Linked DNA regions of Homo sapiens: region 2 is linked to region 1. The links are chromatin loops, found by intact Hi-C in ENCODE. Cell type or tissue: K562. All regions are shown on one strand. Each heading gives the region's core, and the rest is flanking DNA. Links, peaks and the distances in the headings are about the cores only.

Evidence for each region. Peaks named below come from ENCODE experiments on the same cell type or tissue, not always from the same donor. Only the 100,000 strongest peaks of a DNase experiment are listed, where the experiment ranks them.
Region 2: it touches region 1 in a loop (4-fold over the local background); 4 of 110 quality-filtered maps call a loop at or near these places.

Annotation. Positions count from the first base shown.
Region 1 is chr11:102,388,050-102,393,424 of GRCh38, reverse strand. No RefSeq gene overlaps it. Among named protein-coding and RNA genes, the nearest start is that of BIRC2, 44 kb to the right of the region's middle. In K562, for the core only: a CTCF peak has its summit at 2,562 (motif pointing left); a DNase peak (open chromatin) is centred at 2,564.
Region 2 is chr11:102,285,527-102,290,901 of GRCh38, reverse strand. No RefSeq gene overlaps it. Among named protein-coding and RNA genes, the nearest start is that of BIRC3, 29 kb to the left of the region's middle. In K562, for the core only: a CTCF peak has its summit at 2,774 (motif pointing left); DNase peaks (open chromatin) are centred at 2,781 and 3,541.

The DNA.
Region 1 (5,375 bases), core at 117-5,116:
CCCTGCCTGTTTCACAAGCTCCCATACTTCACCAGCAGGGTGTCTGTGCCCTGGGCACCAGTGCCATTACCACCCCAGAGCTATAGTCCCTTTACACATGCTGCTCTGTGGGCATCACTCATCAGACACCAGTTCCATTGCCACCTCAAGTGGGCTTGCATGCCAGACCCAGTGTCAAGAAGGATCCCTTTAGCCACAACTTCCCTGGTCGGGGAAAGAGAGATCAAGAGGACCCTACAGTCATCATCACCAAGCACCCCAACAGCCCTTACCACTGCTGCAAACACTGACAGTGTTGGTTGCTGAGGATCCCTGCAGTTTTCAACAGTGATCTCAGCTGAAAGAGCTACAAGGAGACTACACTGTTGCATCCTCACAGCTGCCAGAATCACTGCACCTCACCCAGCCAGTGCCCTCACATCCCCCTCTCACAGGGGAAGTCTTTCCTTAACAAAACCAGTCTTAAAAGTCTGGAAGAGGTGACTGCTGCACCAAATGCTCAAACATCAACGTAAGGTAAAAAGAAACATGAAAAGCCAAGAAAACATCAATATCAAAAGAACACAATAATTTCCCAGTAGCTAATGCCAGAGAAATGGAGAGCAACAAACTACATAACAAAGAATTCAAAGTAATCATTTTAAGGAAGCTCAGCAAACCAAGGAAATACAGAGGAACAATTCAATGAAATCAGGAAAACAAAATGAGAAATTTAATAGATTGAAATAAAAAAAGTTCCATAGCTGCAGAGTACAACAAATGAAAAATGCAATAAAGATACCAGGTTCAACATGGCTGACTAGATGCAGCTAGGATGTGCCTCTTCCACAAAGAGGAACCAAAATATTGAGTAAATCACATGAACAGATCTTTTAAGAGAGAACAGGCTGGGTGCAGTGGCTCACACCTGTAATCCCAACACTTTGGGAGGCCGAGGCAGGCGGATCACCTGAGGTCAGGAGTTCGAGACCAGCCTGACCAACATGGAGAAACCCTGTCTCTACTAAAAATACCAAACTTAGCCAGGCGTGGTGGCACATGCCTGCAATCCCAGCTACTTGGGAGGCTGAGGCAGGAGAATCACTTGAACCCGCAAGGCGGAGGTTGCGGTGAGCCGAGATCGCACCATTGCACTCCAGCCTGGGCAATAAGAGTGAAACTCCGTCTCAAAAAAAAAAAAAGAGAACACTGAAATTCAATAGAAGATGGGAGACACTGGTTAAAGAGGGAAGTAATAGGACTGCGTGCTTGGCATCACCAAGTGCCAGGACTGGCCCCAGACCAGGACCCAAGGAAAGGGTGAGTGAAGGAACTGTGGGGTACCACATTCCTGCCACAGGCCTCTGAGATCTTAGCTACAGAAGAGTTCCATGACCTCACAGACCTTTAGACTGGCAGAGGGAGCTAGGGAACTACGTGGAGACCACACACACACAGGTCACTTGAACTCATATAGAACCCCAAAGGCTTCTATGTGCTGGACAACTTAAGCAAAGCGTGACTCTGGGCACCAACCCCCAAGACTCTATGTCATGCCATAAGCTGCTGCAGCTGCTGCTGTCTGCCAGGCCAGGGAATGAGCACGGCCCAGGCACTCTCACTCTTATATGCCACAAAGACAGGCTACATCTGAGCATGCCCCATGCCTGCTCATCCCTCCCAAGACTGCCTGCCTGGCCATTCCCATGGCTTGTTGGGGAGGGAGGAGACAGGGGGAACCTGACCCCACAGTGTAGCCACCATTGCCCCATCTGAGTGTTTTGTTGGCAGCCTGGGGGCAATTTGCTCCTCCCTATCACAGCTGTTACTTGAGCCCAAGGGGCCAGTGGACAAGTCTGCTGACTTGGTACTTGTTCCCCAGGACTCAAGCACACCATCCAGGAGCATGGAGATTTATGATCTGATCTCAAGCAGGGTAGGAGCCCCCACTGTCAGAACCACAAAGAGCATGGTGTGGGTTCACGCAGTGGCAGGGAAGCATGGTGGCCCGCCCTCCATAAGACTAAAACAGAAAGGGTACGGCCTAATAACAATGGTTTCTGCCCCCAAGGAGTCACATGGCCTGTGGCTAGGCAATTTGAATGCAGTTGGCTTGGGACTAGCATAACCATTCTGTTCTGCTGCTGACAGCTAGATACTGGAGACCTACCAGCTCAGGGGTGTGGGAGCTGGGTGGGTCCCACTGCAATGTGGTACAGTGAAAACCCTGGGCTGTCCCAATTCCCCTGAATGGGCTCTGTAGCACAGGAGAGGCACCTCCCGGCCTCTCTGGAAGATTGCCCCAGTGGCCTGGAAGCTGACCCTAGACCCTTGCCAGCCACCTTGGCAGCAGAGCCGGGATGGGGACCACTGGGAACCCCATGGGCCCACTCATTGCCCAAGAATTCTGATACCTCTCCTGATTAACAAAGGCGAAGTAAAAATTTTACACCATCTCAACTACCGGGCGCCTGCAAGTGCCAGCTACTGGCTGGGAGGTCAACCTCCAGGGCCCATCACTTCTACTGACACCACTGGACAGTGCTTGGCCGCCTCTTTCCTGCAAGCTCCACCTACTGGCCCGTAGAGTGAACTGCACAACCCAATGTAATTCCTGCTGACTGAAGCACACAGCTCTGGAGAACGAGATAAGCCTCCCAACACCTCCACCTTCCCATCTCTGTAGGATAAAGTGAACCCGCTCACACACACAGTACACCATTACTACAACCTAAAAAACAACCAGCATTTGAGAAAACCACTACATTAAGGCTATTATTAATACAGAGCTTTGGCCCCCTAGAAACAAAGAGAAGCAGAATATGCACTTACCTTGCAATGCCCTACTTCAGAAATGAAGGAGAGATAAAGACTCTCAGACAAAAGCTGTGGGGGTTCATCTCCGCTAAACCTGCCTTATAAGAAATGTTAAGGGAATTCTTCCAGCTGAAAGAAAAGGATGCTAATTATTAACAGGAAAACATGAATATGAAATTCACTGGTTAAAAAGTAAGTACACAGTCAACTCCAGAATACTCTAATACCATAATGGTGGTTTGCAAATCAACTTATATCATTAGTATGAATGCTAAAAGACACAACTTTAGGCCAGGCATGGTGGCTCACGCCTGTAATCCCAGCACTCTGGGAGGCCAAGGCAGGCAGATCACCTGAGGTCAGGAGTTCGAGACCAGCCTGGTCAACATCGCGAAACCCCATCTCTACTAAAAATACAAAAACTAGCCGGGTGTGGTGGCGGGCACCCGTAATCCCAGCTACTCAGGAGGCTGAGTCAGGGAGAATCGCTTGAACCCGGGAGGCGGAGGCTGCAGTGAGCTGAGATTGCGCCACTGAACTCCAGCCTGGGCGACAGAGCGAGACTCCGTCTCAAAAAAAAAAAAAAAAAAAAAAAGGCACAACTTTAAAAAATAATAATAGCTATAATAATTTGTTAATGGATATATGATATAAAAATATAAATTGTGACATCAAAAACAAAATGGGGAGCATGGAGTAAAAGTATACAGTTTTTTTTAATGCAATGAAAATTATTAGTCTGAAATATCCTGTTATAAGATGTTTTATATAAGCCTCATGGTAACCACAAACTAAAAGCCAAGAGTAGATGCACAAAAAGTAAACAGTAAGGAATGAAAGCTTGCCACTAGAGAAAATCATCTAATCACAAAGGAAGACAGCAAGAGAGGAAGAAACAGAGGGTCTGCCAAACAACTAGAAAACAATGAACAAAATTGCAGTAGTGAGTCCTTATTTATCAATAATAATCTTGAATGTAAATGGGTTAAATTCTCTGATATGGTTTGTGTATTTGTTCCCTCCAAATGTCATGTTGAAATGTGACCTCCGTTATTGAAGGTAGAGCCTGACGGGAGGTGTCTGAGTCACAGAGGTGGATTCCTCATGGATGGCTTAGCATTATCCCCTTGGCGACAAGTGAGTTCGTGTTCTGAGTTCATGAGAGATCTGGTTATTTAAAAGAGTGTGGGACTTCCCCCCTCTCTTGCTTCCTCTCACCATGTGACATTTGACTTCACCTTCTGCCATGAGTAAAAGCTCCATGAGGCCCTCACCAGAAGCTGAGTAGATGCCAGCACCATGCTTCCTGTACAGCCTGCAGAACTGTGAGCCAATTAAATCTCTTTCCTGTATAAATTACTCAGTCTTAGGTATTCCTTCATAGCAACACAAAATAGATGCACACATTCTCACATGAAAAGACAGAGCAGCTGAATGGGTAAAGGAAAACAAGACCCAACTAAATGCTGCCTACAAGGACACACATGGTTTGAAAGAGAAGGGATGGAAAAAAGATATTCCATGAAAACAGAAACCAAGAGTGCAGAAGACACTATAGTTTTATCAAATAGAATAGACTTTAATTCAAAAACTGCAAAAAGAGACAAGGTAAGTAAATGACAAAGGGGTGAATTTGCAAGAGGATGTAACAATTGTAAATATATATGCTCCCAATGTCAGACCTCCTAAATACAGTCGTACCTCAGTATCTTGAAGGACGGGTTCCAGGCCCCTGGCAGATACCAGAAGACATACATATTCAAGTCCCATAATTGGCCCTGCAGAACTCTGCAGATACAGATTTTACATCCCACGAATACCATATTCTTTATATAGGTTTGGTTGCAGATGTGAAACCTGCTGATACAGGGGGCGAATTGTATTTACTGCAAAAATCTGTATATAAGCAGACCCACGCAGTTCGAACCCGTATCGTTCAAGGGTCAAACTGTATGTAAAGAAAGAAAAAACGCGTTCCTTTCTGATCTGAAGGAAGAAATAGCAACACAGCTGAAGAGGACGTTAATACCCCACTTTCAACAATGGACTTACCATCCAGACAGAGTATCAGTAAGGATATATTAAACTTGAACTACGTACATCAAACCAAATGGCGCTAAAAGACATATACAGAACATTCCAACTAACAGCAGCAGGATACAAATTCTTCTCAAGCACACACAGAACATACTGCAGGAGAGATCATATATTTGACCACAAAACAAGTCTTTATAAATTTAAAAGACTGAAATAACATCAAGTACCTTTCAAACCACAATGTTATATAAATAGAAACCTAAAAGGAATTCTAGAAAATTCAGAAAGATATGGAAATTAAACAGATGCACCTGAATAGCCAATGGGTCAAAGAATTAAAGGGGATATTTAAAAATGTCTTGAGACAAACAAAAGTGGAAACCCAACATACCAAAACTTACAGTATGCAGCAAAAGCAGATCCAAAAGGAAAGTTTACAGCAATAAATGCCTACGTCGAAAAAAGAAGAAAAATCTGATATAAACAACCTAACCTATCACCTCAATCAACAGAGTAATGAGACAACTTACAGAATGGGAAAT
Region 2 (5,375 bases), core at 233-5,232, 100 kb after region 1:
CACCTTCCTTTGCTCCATCCCAAGCTGTGACTACCAAAAAAGGCCCCAGACATTGCCAAATGTCCCCCGGGGGGCAAGAGAAGCACTGGGTTAGAGGCTCAGGCAAGGCCAGGACAAGCAGAGCCTTGAAGGCCATGATAAGGCACTTTATTCTGAGTCTGATGGTGTTATAGAGGAAAGTTATGCTCCCCAAAATTCATATGTTGAAGGCCTAACCACCACTGTGATGGTATCAGGAGGTGGGGCCTTTGGGAGGTGATTAGGTCTTGAGGGTAGAGCCCTCATGAATGGGAATTAGTGGCCTTATAAGAAAATACAGGAGAGAGTTTGCTTCCTCTCTCCCTGCTTTCTGCCATGTGAGGATACAAATCAGATAGATATCTGTAAACCAGGAAGCTGGCCCTCACCAAGTTCCACACCTGCCAGTGCCTCCATCTTGGACTTCCTGGCCTGCAAAGCTGTGAGAAACAGGTGTTTGTTGTTTAAGCCACTGAGCCTATGGCAATTTGTTAGAGCAGCCTGATGTGACTAAGACAAATGGAAAGCCATGGAAAATTCCAAGTAAGGGAAATACGTGATCCCAATTACACCATAGGTAATTGAACCATGTATTATTATCTTTGAAAGTTCTCTTTCAAGAGTATTGAACCATCAGGGTCACTACTATTTTGACTAGAACCTGTCAGTTCCAGTTTACCTTCAGCTTGTGTCTCCCTGCATCCAAATCTTGTGTTAGGTTCACTCCCTGGAGTAACTTCTGCTGGTTCAGACAACCACCACCACTGACGTTGTTTTAAGCAGGCCACTGGGGAAGAGCATGGACTGAAACACACTTTGCCTATCTGAAACGTGGGGATCTTATCCATCTGAAAGAGCTGTTGCAAGAATAAATGAAAAAAGTGCCTGGCACAGCATCTGGACATACTGGCACTCTGTAAGTCTTAGAAGGAGGTAGAACAAAATACTGTGGCAGACACAGAGGTGTGCCCCTCAGATCTCTTTTCAAGAAAAAATTTTGCTGCTCAACTGCCAAGAATGCAGTGAGCTGGCAGCCTCTGCTGTTACTACCTCCAGAATCTGCCACTTTTTAGCTAAGGTCATGTTCTTCCTGGAGGGGAACCAGGGCCTGGATATTTCTGCAAAATGCAGGACTCCTCTAACAGGCACTATTGCTCCAGAGCTCTCTGTTGGGTGGGTGGAGACTCAGATCTGCAACGTTGTCTGAGCTTTTCCACCCAACACCGCCTCTCCAGTCTCTTTCATTTTTCGTGGCATTACTTCCCACTAAGCCTCTTGCACTAACTCTGTCTCAGATCTGCTTCCCGGAGGACCCAGCTGATGCATCTCTCTATTTACTTTGCCCCCTGCCTACAACTTTCTTCTTTTTCTGTGCTTCAGATTGCAGAGTTTTCAGGAAACTCTTACAACCTTCCTCCTCTGTGTTCCCACAAAATTTTGTTTATACCTTTATTATAGAGAAGGAGAAGGGAACAGTACTTATTGAACACCTGTTGTAGGCCAAGAGCTGTACTGAGGAAATTTTGTTTATATATCCACACTCACTCTTGAGTTTTCATACTAGCCTGGGAGGTAGAGTTTATCATTCTTATATTGTAGATGAAAACTCAGAGTTGCAGTGGTCTGTATTGCAGAACAATATTTCATTTCAGTCTGATAAAGGACGCTGCTATTTATTTTCATTAGACTACTAAGCATTTAATGTACTTGATTGTACTTTATCTGATTGCATGTCTACTTTTGGGGAGTGGAAATGCCTTATTTGTTTTTATAAACAATGACCGAACCCGGTTCTATGTAATATACATGTAGTGAATGCTTACTGAATGAGTGAATGAATTATGGCTAGATTGGACTTGGACTTACTCTTCTTCTATGTGAAAAGGTGCATTTTGAATAATTGCTAAAATGCATGATAATGAGACTACCACAGGCCCGGATATAGCAGAGCTGCCCAGTTGCTGTTAAATGCTGGGATTAGATAAAATCAAAACCGCAGGATTCTATAGAGGCAGTAATGGGATTTGCAACTAGAATGTTTCAGATTTTAAAAAACTGTCACTTATGATGAGGAAAACAAGGCCAGGTCAGCTGGGCCTGAGGCCAAATGGAGAAGGAGGTCAGGTTTAAGGATGAAAATGGCAGACCTAGTCGATTTGCAGAAAGCAAGGGATCCTTACAGCTTATCGGGGAGTGAAACGTAAATATTAGATGTAAGTCTAGGGAAGGACCTTCTGGGTCTGCTACAACAGATGGAGGTCGGGGGAGGTTGGGGGAGTAGGGGCATGGTAACTGCAGGGGCTGGATCATGGTGGGCGCAGGATGCAGGTGTTAAGTCCGCTGCAGGAAATTCTTGTTTTTTGGTTTTTGTTTTTTTCTGAATGAACACATAGCTCAGCATATTATCGTTATTTTTGGCTCCTAAGTTTGAGACATCTGAACTAAATCAATTGCTGACAGCTACACTCCCACTGCAGTGTTTCACGGCTTGCCCCCCATTTTGTTAGCCTGAAAATTTGGGGAGTTGCAATAGAATAGATAATATCTGAGATTATTTCCAAGGAGAAAATTTCATGATTCTCAACCCCCTCGAGGGCTGGTGGGGGATGAAGGAGCAGCCATAACGGGGCAGGATCAGGGGAGTTCAGACATACGTGGCTGACGTGATCCCGAAGAATAGCCACCACCTTCCCCTGGACTGTTGAGATGCCTGTGAAAATTTGCAACACAGATCCAAATAAACAGTGCCATCTAGTGGCAACTCTCTTGAACTCATCCATCCATTTATCCACCAGCCATCCATTTAATATTTGCAACATGTCTACTATGTGCCCGCTACTATTTAACAGTAACAAGAGAGATTCTGAAGTCTCTTCCCTAGTGAAACATTCTAACCAGGGACAGACAAGTCCCAAGCCCCATAGCGGTAGTGTAGACCTCATTAATTGACAGTTCAGATGTTTCAAACTTGGAGGCCAAAATTAAATATAATACACAAAGCTACTTGTTCCCTTTTTTAAGTGAAAATTATCTTTTAATGTAGAAAAGATGAATCCAGGAGTTCCAAAATTAGCCTGGGCAACATAGATTCCATTTCAAAGAAAGAGAAAAAAAGTAAACAGGGGCCGGGCGCGGTGGCTCACCCCTGTAATCCCAGCACTTTGGGAGGCCGAGGCGGGCGGATCACGAGGTCAGGAGATCGAGACCACGGTGAAACCCCGTCTCTACTAAAAATACAAAAAAAATTAGCCGGCTGCGGTGGCGGGCGCCTGTAGTCCCAGCTACTCGGGAGGCTGAGGCCAGAGAATGGTGTGAACCCGGGAGGCGGGGCTTGCAGTGAGCCGAGATCGCGCCACGGCACTCCAGCCTGGGTGACAGAACGAGACTCCGTCTCAAAAAAAAAAAAAAAAAAAAAAAGTAAACAGGAGGTTTTTAAACTCTTTTATTCTCATAGTCTGACTCCATTTTTGATGTTTGCTGACAGTTTTCAAGCCCCCCCTCCCCCTCCGCCAACTTCCTTCTCCTTGCCCCACCTCTGGGCGGGGTGATAAGAAATCCTGAGTGCTTCCTCCTTTGGCACTGAAAGTGAGTTCAAACCATGCAAGCCTTGGCCAAGTAAGAACCCTACCCTCTAATCACAAGTAAAAGCAGAGTCAGTCTCCTTTCCCTGCTCTCTCAAGCCATGCTTGGACCTGCTTGGGAGCCACCTGTTCTCCCCAGAAAGACTCCATCATGTGATTAATAAAATTAATAACTCCCCTTTTTTTTTTTTTTTGAGACAGAGTCTCGCCCTGTCGCCCAGGCTGGAGTGCAATGGCGCGATCTCGGCTCACTGCAACTTCTGCCTCCCGGGTTCAAGCACTTCTCCTGCCTCAGCCTCCCAAGTAGCTGGGATTACAGGTGCCCACCACCTTGCCCGGCTAATTTTTTATATTTTTAGTAGAGATGGGGTTTCACTATGTTGGCCAGGCTGGTCTCCAACACCTGACCTCAGGCGATCCACCGGCCTTGGCCTCCCAAAGTGCTGGGATTACAGGCATGAGCCACCATGTCCGGCCCATAATTGCTATTCTTACATACGATAATGGAGGTAGTCCTATCTGTTTGCATGCCATTTCCAAATTGTTTGTCTCACCCTTCATAAGGATCACGGCCAAAACTCTTATAACAAAAGACAGATTAGCAAGAGAAAAGCATAACAAATTTATTTAATCAAAGTATTTTGTGATGACACAGGAGCCTTCAGAAATGAAGACCCAAAGACCCAGAAAAAACTTTCTATTTTTATTCTTAGGTTTGATGAAGAATGGACAACCACGTAGAAATGTGATTGGATGAAAGTCAGAGACTGGGGAGCGAAACCCAGCAAGTCCTGTCCGTTCAGATTCTTCTTGGCCTCTCTGTGCAGCATTCTTTCCTCTCTGGTATGAGGCAGCACCCCTCCTGAATGAGGGTGTTCAAGGGAGAAGGGAGAGAGTAACCTTTCTAGATGTTATGGCTCACTTTGCAGGGAGAGGGATTCTAATTTCTATGACCCAAAGTTGGGAAGAGGAATTATGGTTCTATGACTCACTTCAGGGAAGGAAGGTGGATGGGAAACAGACAGGTGGGAGAAGGTCAGAGAAAGACTTTGCTTCTTTGTTTTGGGGAGTTTTTTGTTTGTTTTTGAGACAGGGTCTGGCTCTGTCTCCCAGGCTGGAGCTCAGTGGTGCGATGAGGGCTTACTGCAGCCTCAGCCTCTTGGGCTCAAGAGATCCTTCGAGAGCCTCAGCCTCCCAAGTAGCTGGGACTACAGGCATGTGCCACCCCATTCAGCTATTTTTAAAAATTTTTGTAGAGATGTGGTCTTCCTATGTTCCTCAGTCTGGTCTTGAACTCCTAGGCTCAAGCGATCCTTCTCCCTCGGCCTCCCAAAGTGCTGGGATTACAGGCGTGAGCCCCTGAGACTTTGCTCCTTAAACTGCCTCTGAGGCTTTCCAATCTCCTTTAGTTCAAACTACTCAGAATACAAAAATTAGCTGGGTGTGGTGGTGGGCACCTGTAACACCAGCTACTCGGGAGGCCAAGGCAGGAGAATCACTTGAACCTGGGAGGTGGACGTTGCAGTAAGCCGAGATCACACCACTGCACTTCAGCCTGGGCGACAGAGTGAGACTCCATCTCAAAAAAACAAACAAAAAAAATCAAAGTACTCAGGAGGCCAAAGTGCCATATTTGGGGTATTGTTTCCTGAGCCCCAAGAGATGCATTCTCAAGAACATTAGAAGGTGAAAAAGAACTCCCATTCCTCATCTCTCCCCATGCCAGAATTTTCTCAGATCGTCTTCCCCTCACTCCACTCTCCAAGATACCAGAAC